Linked DNA regions of Homo sapiens: region 2 is linked to region 1. A link is a loop called in an ENCODE intact Hi-C map of the cell type or tissue named here. Cell type or tissue: OCI-LY7. All regions are shown on one strand.

The links. A loop is a pair of places that touch in the nucleus more often than their neighbours do. Peaks named below come from ENCODE experiments on the same cell type or tissue, not always from the same donor. Only the 100,000 strongest peaks of a DNase experiment are listed, where the experiment ranks them.
Region 2: a loop joins it to region 1, with 8 times the contacts of the local background. A loop is called at or near these places in 1 of 110 quality-filtered maps.

The regions. Positions count from the first base shown.
Region 1 is chr17:76,260,111-76,264,110 of GRCh38, reverse strand. LOC105371896 (a long non-coding RNA gene) reads left to right here. Exons shown (of 6, transcript XR_007065913.1): 1 at 1-1,508; 2 at 2,847-2,989; 3 at 3,106-3,657. Among named protein-coding and RNA genes, the nearest start is that of UBALD2, 3.2 kb to the left of the region's middle. RefSeq lists an enhancer at 929-1,018 and a silencer at 1,829-2,123. In OCI-LY7, CTCF peaks have their summits at 2,094 and 2,296; DNase peaks (open chromatin) are centred at 950, 2,020 and 3,730; H3K4me3 peaks cover 2,834 bases; H3K27ac peaks cover 3,592 bases.
Region 2 is chr17:77,467,125-77,471,124 of GRCh38, reverse strand. All of the region lies in intron 3 of SEPTIN9 (septin 9), which reads right to left. Among named protein-coding and RNA genes, the nearest start is that of MIR4316, 72 kb to the right of the region's middle. RefSeq lists enhancers at 1-361, 1,917-2,469, 3,615-4,000. In OCI-LY7, a CTCF peak has its summit at 2,324; no DNase peak of the experiment used is centred here; H3K4me3 peaks cover 973 bases; H3K27ac peaks cover 2,633 bases.

The DNA of each region.
Region 1 (4,000 bases):
CAGTGGTAGCCCTTTAAAGTCCAAAATTTGGTGGTGGTGGTTGTTAGATAGGGCTAGAGTGACATGATCATGGCTCACTGTAACTTCGAGCGATCCTCTTGCCTCAGCCTCTCGAGTAGCTGGGACTACAGGCACACACCACCATGCCTGACTAATTTTTGAATTTTTGGTAGAGATGAGATCTCACTATTGTTGCCCAGGCTGGTCTTGAACTCCTGGACTAAAGTGATCCTCCTGCCTCAGCCTCCCAAAGCACAGGGATTACAGGTGTGAGCCACCATGCCTGGCCCCAAATTTGTTTGTATGTGCTGAGCTTCCATCTTCTGGATTAGAGTTTGATCTTCAGGGCTGTGTTTGAGAATTGTGGGGGTAGGAAAAGAACTAGGAGTTTAAGCAGATTGGGGAAGGGGCAGAAGAGATTGGGAAGATAAATATTGTTAGGGATTCACTGTTAAGAGTTTCTGTTTCAGGAGAACTTTGTGAGTTTTTTATCTGAACTACTAATTACAGAGTGTATTTTAACCAGCTAAAGGTCTGCAGAACAGAAGGAGGCTTATAATAAGAAAGCACGTCGTGGTTCTATCTTGACTTTGCCTAAATTGGATTTAACTCCCTATCTAAGAAAACTTGACAGTATGTATTTTTAAAGTTTACAAACAAGAAGAAGATTACAATTAATGTTAATGTTTCTGTACTGATGAAAAACAAATTCAGGTACTATCATGAGCTCATTCCATTTGGTTCGTTTTTTGTTTATTTGTTTGTTTTGAAGGAGTAGGAGTCAGCTTTTTCCTGGGAATGGCCCTGAAGTACACGTGGGCTGGGACCTGGCGTGTGGCTGGAGACTCCAGTATAGCTTGCAGCCTTCCCGTCCAGTAATTGCAAGGTGAAAACAAAAGTGAGCAGCTGGCAGCATACACTGCCAGGGAGCTCAGGCCGCAAGCAGCCCAGAAGAAGGAAGTACTGTCACTGTGGGGCTCCAGGTTTTCATAAGTACATGCGGGTGTCAAACATGCCAGGGCCGTGAGTAGGAGGGTCTACCCTGGGGAGAGACATTTCTGGCTGTAGTGGAATGTCCCCTATGAGCCCGTAGGTCTTAATTCAGAAGTAAGTTCCCAAGGAAAGCAAGAGTCCAAAGTTGCCAAACCTGTTATTTCCTGGAAATCAAGGCAGTTTATCCAGTTTATGTAATGTTTAACAATTGCAGGGCCCAGCTGTGGGCACCTGGGCGGGGCATGGAGGGCAAGGCCCCCAAGCCAGAGAGACTCAGGTACTAGTTATCTTCTGTGGGCCTAAGGTCACTCAGGAAGAAGGAAGGAGAGCAACAGAGCCCGTGATTTGTGGTCCTGAGACATGGAAGTGCTTAATCCATATTTTGGCTTCTGAGAATCCGGTTGGAGATGAGTAGCTGGGAAACTTAGGACTGTCCCACTCCTGGGAGAATGAATGAGGTCATGTTTGTAGAGGGCTTTGAGCTGATGGGAGGAAAGCAACTTCCTAAATGCAAGGTATTATTAACTGAAGGTACTATTATTTTAATCTGAGAGGACAATGTATGGTAGGTAAAATAGAGCAACTTTGGGAGGCCGAGGCGGGTGGATCACGAGGTCAGGAGATCGAGACCATCCTGGCTAACATGGTGAAACCCTGTCTCTGCTAAAAATACAAAAAATTAGCCAGGCATGGTGGCAGGCGCCTGCAGTCCCAGCTACTCGGGATGCTGAGGCAGGAGGATGGCATGAACCTGGGAGGCAGAGCTTGCAGTGAGCCGATTTTGTGCCACTGCACTCCAGCCTGGGTGACACAGCGAGACTCCATCTCAAAAAAAAAAAAAGGCTTGAATCACAAATAAAACATGGTATCCTCAGAAAGAAAATCCTTGTTACATCAATGGTCTGGGCTCCAGGACAAGCGGTGAGGCAGCAACCAAGAAGAGAAACAATCTTAGCAGTATTTCCTCCGTTCCCGGATGACAAGGTTGTTGTGAATGCAAGTCATTGAATGAGTCCTGAAACAGGCACACAATAGCCGGACCATAACAAGCAGCTGCCAGTTACCAAGCACTTCCTGTGAGCCAGGCAGCTCTCTAAGACTTGAATGTCTATTAACTCATTTCAATCCTCCCCCAAATCCAGAATCTCATTTCACAGATGGGGCTGCTGAGGGACAGTGGAGGGGAAGAGTGTCCAGCGGTGGAGCGAGGCAGTGGTTAGCTCACCCATGCTACCTCCCTTCCCGCTGCAGCTGTCACTTCCGTGGGACTCTCAAAGGGCCCCTTCCCCAAAAGATCTATAGAGGGCACTAAGAGTTCCACTGGAGATGCTTGAAATGAGTGAACCCTCCCCGCCTCTGTGGGGATGGGGAGAAAAGGACACCAGCTCTCTTGGGTAATGGGTTTGGGGGAAGGGTAGAGAACTGGCATTCCCAACCTCCATCTCTGCAGTGCGTTAAATTCTTGTTCTGGCCGGGCGCAGTGGCTGACACCCGTAATCCTAGCACTTTGGGAAGTCGAGGCGGGCGGATCACTTGAGGTCGGGAGTTCAAGACCAGCCTGGCCTATATGGTGAAACCACCGTCTCTACTAAAAAAAAAAAAAAATACAAAAATTAGCCAGGCGTGGTGGTGCGTGCCTGTAGTCTGTAATCCCAGCTACTCGGGAGGCTGAGGCACGAGAATTGCTTGAACCCCGTAGGTGGAGGTTGCAGTGGGCCGATATCGTGCCACTGCGCTCCAGCCTGGGCGACAGAGTGAGACTCTGTCTCAAAAATAATGACAATAAAAAATAAAAATAAATTTTTGTTCCTTTCTTCCTCCTTTCCACCTCTTATTTCCCTAAATCCAAACAGATCCAACAAAGCTGAAAGATGGAATCTGAGGGCTCTCAGAACTCCCAATAGGCCCAAGGCTCAGAGAGGAAACAAAATCCACTCAAGGTCATGAACACTCGCTTTTCCCTGCTGACTGATGGTAGCACTGGGATTCGATTCAGGTTTGGTTGATCCAAAAGCTCATTTCCTTCCTCCCTCCCTTCCTTTCCTTTCCTTTCTTCCTTTCTTTTTTCCATCCTCTAATTTTTATTTCTTGCTTCCCTATTGTTTCTTCAAGATGCCAGGACAAAAGGACAAGGTGGCCAAGAGAAGTAGAAAGGTGTTGAGAGGAGAAGGAGAATGGGAAAGGGCCAATAAGAAGACAATGAAAACAAGCAGCGCCAAGGCAGCTGGGCCAGGCTGGACTCACACACTCCCTGAAGGCTCGGGTCCAGGAGGCACTGGTGGTGCGATGGTTTTCTTCTCCTTTTGAGGATTTCCAACGCTATTGCTAGCCTTTGTTTGTTTAACATAACCTATTTTTTGCTGCTATTTTTCCTTGCAAATTTATGCTTTGTTTTTCTTTTTTTGGAGACAACTTCTCGCTCTATCACCCAGGCTGGAGTGCAGTGGTACGACTTCGGCTACTACAACCTCTGCCTCCTGGGTTCAAGCGATTCTCGTGCCTCAGCCTCCCTAGTAGCTGGAACTACAGGCATGCGCTGCCACACCCGGCTAATTTTTGTATTTTCAGTAGAGACAAGGTTTTGCCATGTTTTCCAGGCTGGTCTCGAACTACCTGCCTCAAGCGATCTGACCGCCTCGGCTTCTGAAAGTGCTGGGATTACAGGTATGAGCCACCATGCCCAGCCAGTTTGTTTGTTTTTTTTGAGACACGGTCTTGCTCTGTTGCACAGGCTAGAGTGTAGTAGCTCACTGCAGCAACCCTCAACTCCCCTGGGCTCAAGCAATCCTCCAGCCCAGCCCCCTAAGAAGCTAGGACTACAAGCACACAACACTACAACTGGCTGATTTTTATTTTTATTTTTTTTGCCCAGGCTGGTCTTGAACTCCTGGCCTCAAGCGATCCTCTCACCTTGACCTTACAAAGTGCTGGGTTTACAGGCATGAGCCACTGCGCCTAGCCATTTTTTGTGTGTGTGTGTCTATTCTTTTGCCTCAAAGAGGAAGGA
Region 2 (4,000 bases), 1.2 Mb before region 1:
CAGGTGCCCCCAATCCATGCAGCACCCACCTGGACTGACAAGAGTTGAGAGACTGGAATTGTTTTCTCTTCCCGTCTCCAGGCCCTGCCCCAGGAGTCCTCCTGCTCAGGAGCCTGGGAGTTGAGGAGGTCTGGAAGCAGTGGGCCCACAGTGCCATCGCCTTGGGAACCCACAGTGCCTTGGATGTGGCTCCCTCGGTCCTAGCTTTGCAGGCAGCCTACCTGGACTGCACCCACCTCCCAGAAGAGCTGCTCAGAATCCTGCATGTCCGAAAGAAAGACCAATCAAAGAAGTGAGGAAGCCAAAGAGAGGCCTATGAAAGCTTATGACGCATTTTCCAAGTGCACACCCCAGCAACTTCAAATGCTTTCTGAAGTAAGGATGGGGATGGATGGTTGGATAAATGGATGGGTGTATGGGTGTGTGAATGGGTGAGTGGGTGGGTGGATGGATGGACAGATGGATGAATGGATGGGTAGGTGGATGAACAGGCAGGTGAATGGATGGGTTGGCGGATGAATGAGCAAATGGATGAATGACTGGATGGATGGGTGGATGAGTAGATAGGTGGATGAGTGAATTGGTGGATGAGTGGATAGATGGATGAGTGGATGAGTAGATGAGTGAATGGGTGGATGAGTGGATGGGTGGGTGAGTGGATGAGTAGACAAGTGGATGGGTGGATGAGTGGATGGGTAGATGGATGGGTGAGTGGATGCGTGGATGAGTGGATGGACGGATGAGTGGATGGATGGATAAGTGGATGGGTAGATGAGTGGATGGATAGATGAGAGGATGGGTAGATGGATGGGTGAGTGGATGGGTGGGTGAGTAGATGGGTGGATAAGTGGATGGACAGATGAGTGGATGGGTGGATGAGTGGATGGATACATGGGTGGATAGATGGGTGAGTGGACGGATGATGAGTGGATGGGTGGATGAGTGGATGGTTGAGTGGATGGATAAATGGGTGAATGAGTGGATGGGTAGATGAGTGGATGGACAGATGAGTGAATGAGTGGATGGGTGGATGAGTGGATGGATAGATGGGTGAATGAGTGGATGGGTGGATGAGTGAATGAGTGAATGAGTGGATAGGTGGATGAGTGGATGGGTGGATGAGTGCATAGATAGATGGGTGGATGGGTGGATGAGTGGATGGGTGGGTGAGTGGATGGGCAGGTGGATGAGTGGATGGATAGATGGGTAAATGAGTGGATGGGTGGATGAGTGAATGACTGTAGATAGGTGGATGAGTGGATGGGTGAATGAGTGGATAGATGGGTTGACAGGTGGATGAGTGGATGGGTGGATGGGTGGGTGCGTGGATGGGTGAGTGAGTGGATGGGTGGGTGGGTGGTAAGATGGGTGGATAGGTACATGGAGCCTATTCAAGGAGTCTCAGAAACACACACATACCCTTCCATCCCAGACTCTCCCCAGGAAAAAGCAGTGTGCATGGACCGCTACCTGGTCACACCTTGAGATAGCCACTTTCATCCTCTCTGGAACACCGCCTGGGGGGATGCAGCACAGGGCATCCAAGCAACCCCTGAGCTCAGGGTAGAGACACCAGGAAGCAGCAGGCAGGCCGTGACCCCGCAGGCCTGCTCCATGGCTCCTGCTGCCTGCACCATGGCATGAAGCTCAGATGCATCTCTGGACTTGGGGTTCTGACCAGATGGAGCCACCAATCCTCTGAAGAATGAAACACACAGGGGTCACCCTTGCCTCCTAGCTGCAGGGAATGACGACCACCCAGCCCTTCCTTTCCTCAAATCTTCTCCAGGCTTCTGTGCATGGCTCTGCTGACCTTCCTCCTGTCTCTGGCTATTCTCTCAGCCTCTGCCGTCTCCTCCTCCGCCCTCACCCACGGAGTCAGTCCTGGTGCCTTGAGAGCCCCTCTCCCTAGCTGACTTCACCCAGCCCCTGAGCATTCAATGCCAACAATGCCACCTTCTTTGTCCAGATTCACACTTGAGTGCCAGCCTGACTCACAGACGTGTCCCTGGGCCCCGCTGTGCCAGGCCCTCTGCTGGGTCCTGGGTATCTGCAGCCACTGTCACTGTCAAGCCCCAACATCTGAAGGCATCTTGAACCCAATGACCGTGCCCCAGGCTGAACTCTGGAGCTCTCATCTCACCTGCCTCCCACCCCATCCCCCATCTAAGTGAACAGCCTCTCCAGCCAACAGCTATTGCAGCTAGATCTCCAGGGGCCGGGCCTGGGCCCTCCATTTCCATTACTCCGAATCCACTCATCCATCCCAAACTCTCATCAATGTTAACCCAACACATCTCACAGCCACCACCATTAGCTGCCCCTGTCCGAATCCCTCCTCCTCAAAGCACCAGGGGGCGTGTGTAAAATTTACTAATCTGATGATTTCCCTCTATGAAGCCGTGACTGGTTTCCATTGCACCTGGGATATACCAGATTCCTGTGGCTCCAGAATCCTGCCTACCACCGACGTGCTGTGTGACCCTGAGCAAGTAACTTAACCACTCTGTGCCTCAATGTTCTTACATGTGAAATGGGATAATAACATCTGTCTCATAAGAATGCTGGGGATCAAATGAGATATTTATTTATGAAGCACATAGTGTTGTGCCTGGTCAGTAAATGCTTGAAGTCTTTGTTAACAAAACACACGCCCCTAACCTACTCTTCAGCTTCCATCCACGCACAGCCTCTCTGGCTGCCTTTCAGCTCTTCCAACAAGGCTACCCACAGAGGTCCTCCCTGCCGGGACCATCCCTTCCCCATGCTGTTCCTAGAACTCCCACTTGTTTTCCCGGGATAGCTCATCTACACTGGGTTCCTCAGTTTTTGTTTTGTTTTGTTTTGTTTTGTTTTTTTTGAGATGGAGTCTCACTCTGTCGCCCAGGCTGGAGTGCAGTGGCACTATCTGGGCTCACTGCAAGCTCTGCCTCCCGGGTTCACGCCATTCTCCTGCCTCAGCCTCCTGAGTAGCTGGGATTACAGGCGCCCGCCACCACGCCCGGCTAATTTTTTATATTTTTAGTAGAAACGGGGTTTCACCGTGTTAGCCAGGATGGTCTCGATCTCCTGACCTCGTAATCCGCCCGCCTCTGCCTCCCAAAGTGCTGAGATTACAGGCTTGAGACACCACGCCCAGCCTAGGTCCCTCAGTTCTTACACACGTGGCCCTCCGATTGCTGTCTGGGGTCTGTCGCATTCACTACCCACAAAACCTTACACGTCCGAAGCACCCAGTAAGACGCTGTGAATGAGTGAATGAATAAATGAATGAATGGCCAGTCTGCTGTCCTTTCGTCCGGCCCCTCGTCTCTCCCAGACCAGCATGGGGGCAGCCACGGTTCCCGTCTACCCCGGTAACACCGCTCCCTCTGTGCCGGCCGCGCTGGCCAGAGTCCTTTCCCACGGCGTCTCCGCGGCTTCGGTGTGTGGCCGCCTGTGAATGAGACTCATGATTTCCGGCTTCCACCATCCTTCTGGAGCCACAAAGCATTAAGGCGGAAGGATGGATGGGCTTCCTGGGACAGCCGGGGTGGGAGGCCGGTTCAGGAAATTTTCTTCAGGAAATGGTCAGTGTGGGATGAGGCGCCCGGTGGGAGGGGAGTGGAGTGGGGACTTGGGGCCTGGCTGTTCTGCAGCCAGGGACCCTAATCCCCACCCTCTTCCCCGCCCACTCCCCAACCCCAGTGCTGGGCTCAGGGCCCCTGGGGTCTCTCCCAGGAACACAGAAGACACAGTAAGGACCAGGGACACAGGACAGGCAGAGCCCATGGGCAGGAGGCCTCCAGCCAGTACACCTGAGCCTATGCCTGGCTCCAACCAGACACTGAGACCTTGGCCAGGCCACTCCCCACGCTGAGGCAGGGGGGCCCCTTAGAGGCCACTGGTCCCCAAGCACCGCGTGGAAGACATGCCACGGAGAGCTAGCATCTTCTGAGACACCAGCAGAAGGTCAGACGTCTCGCGGCCCAAGGATGACTTGGTCCCAGCGTCTATCCAT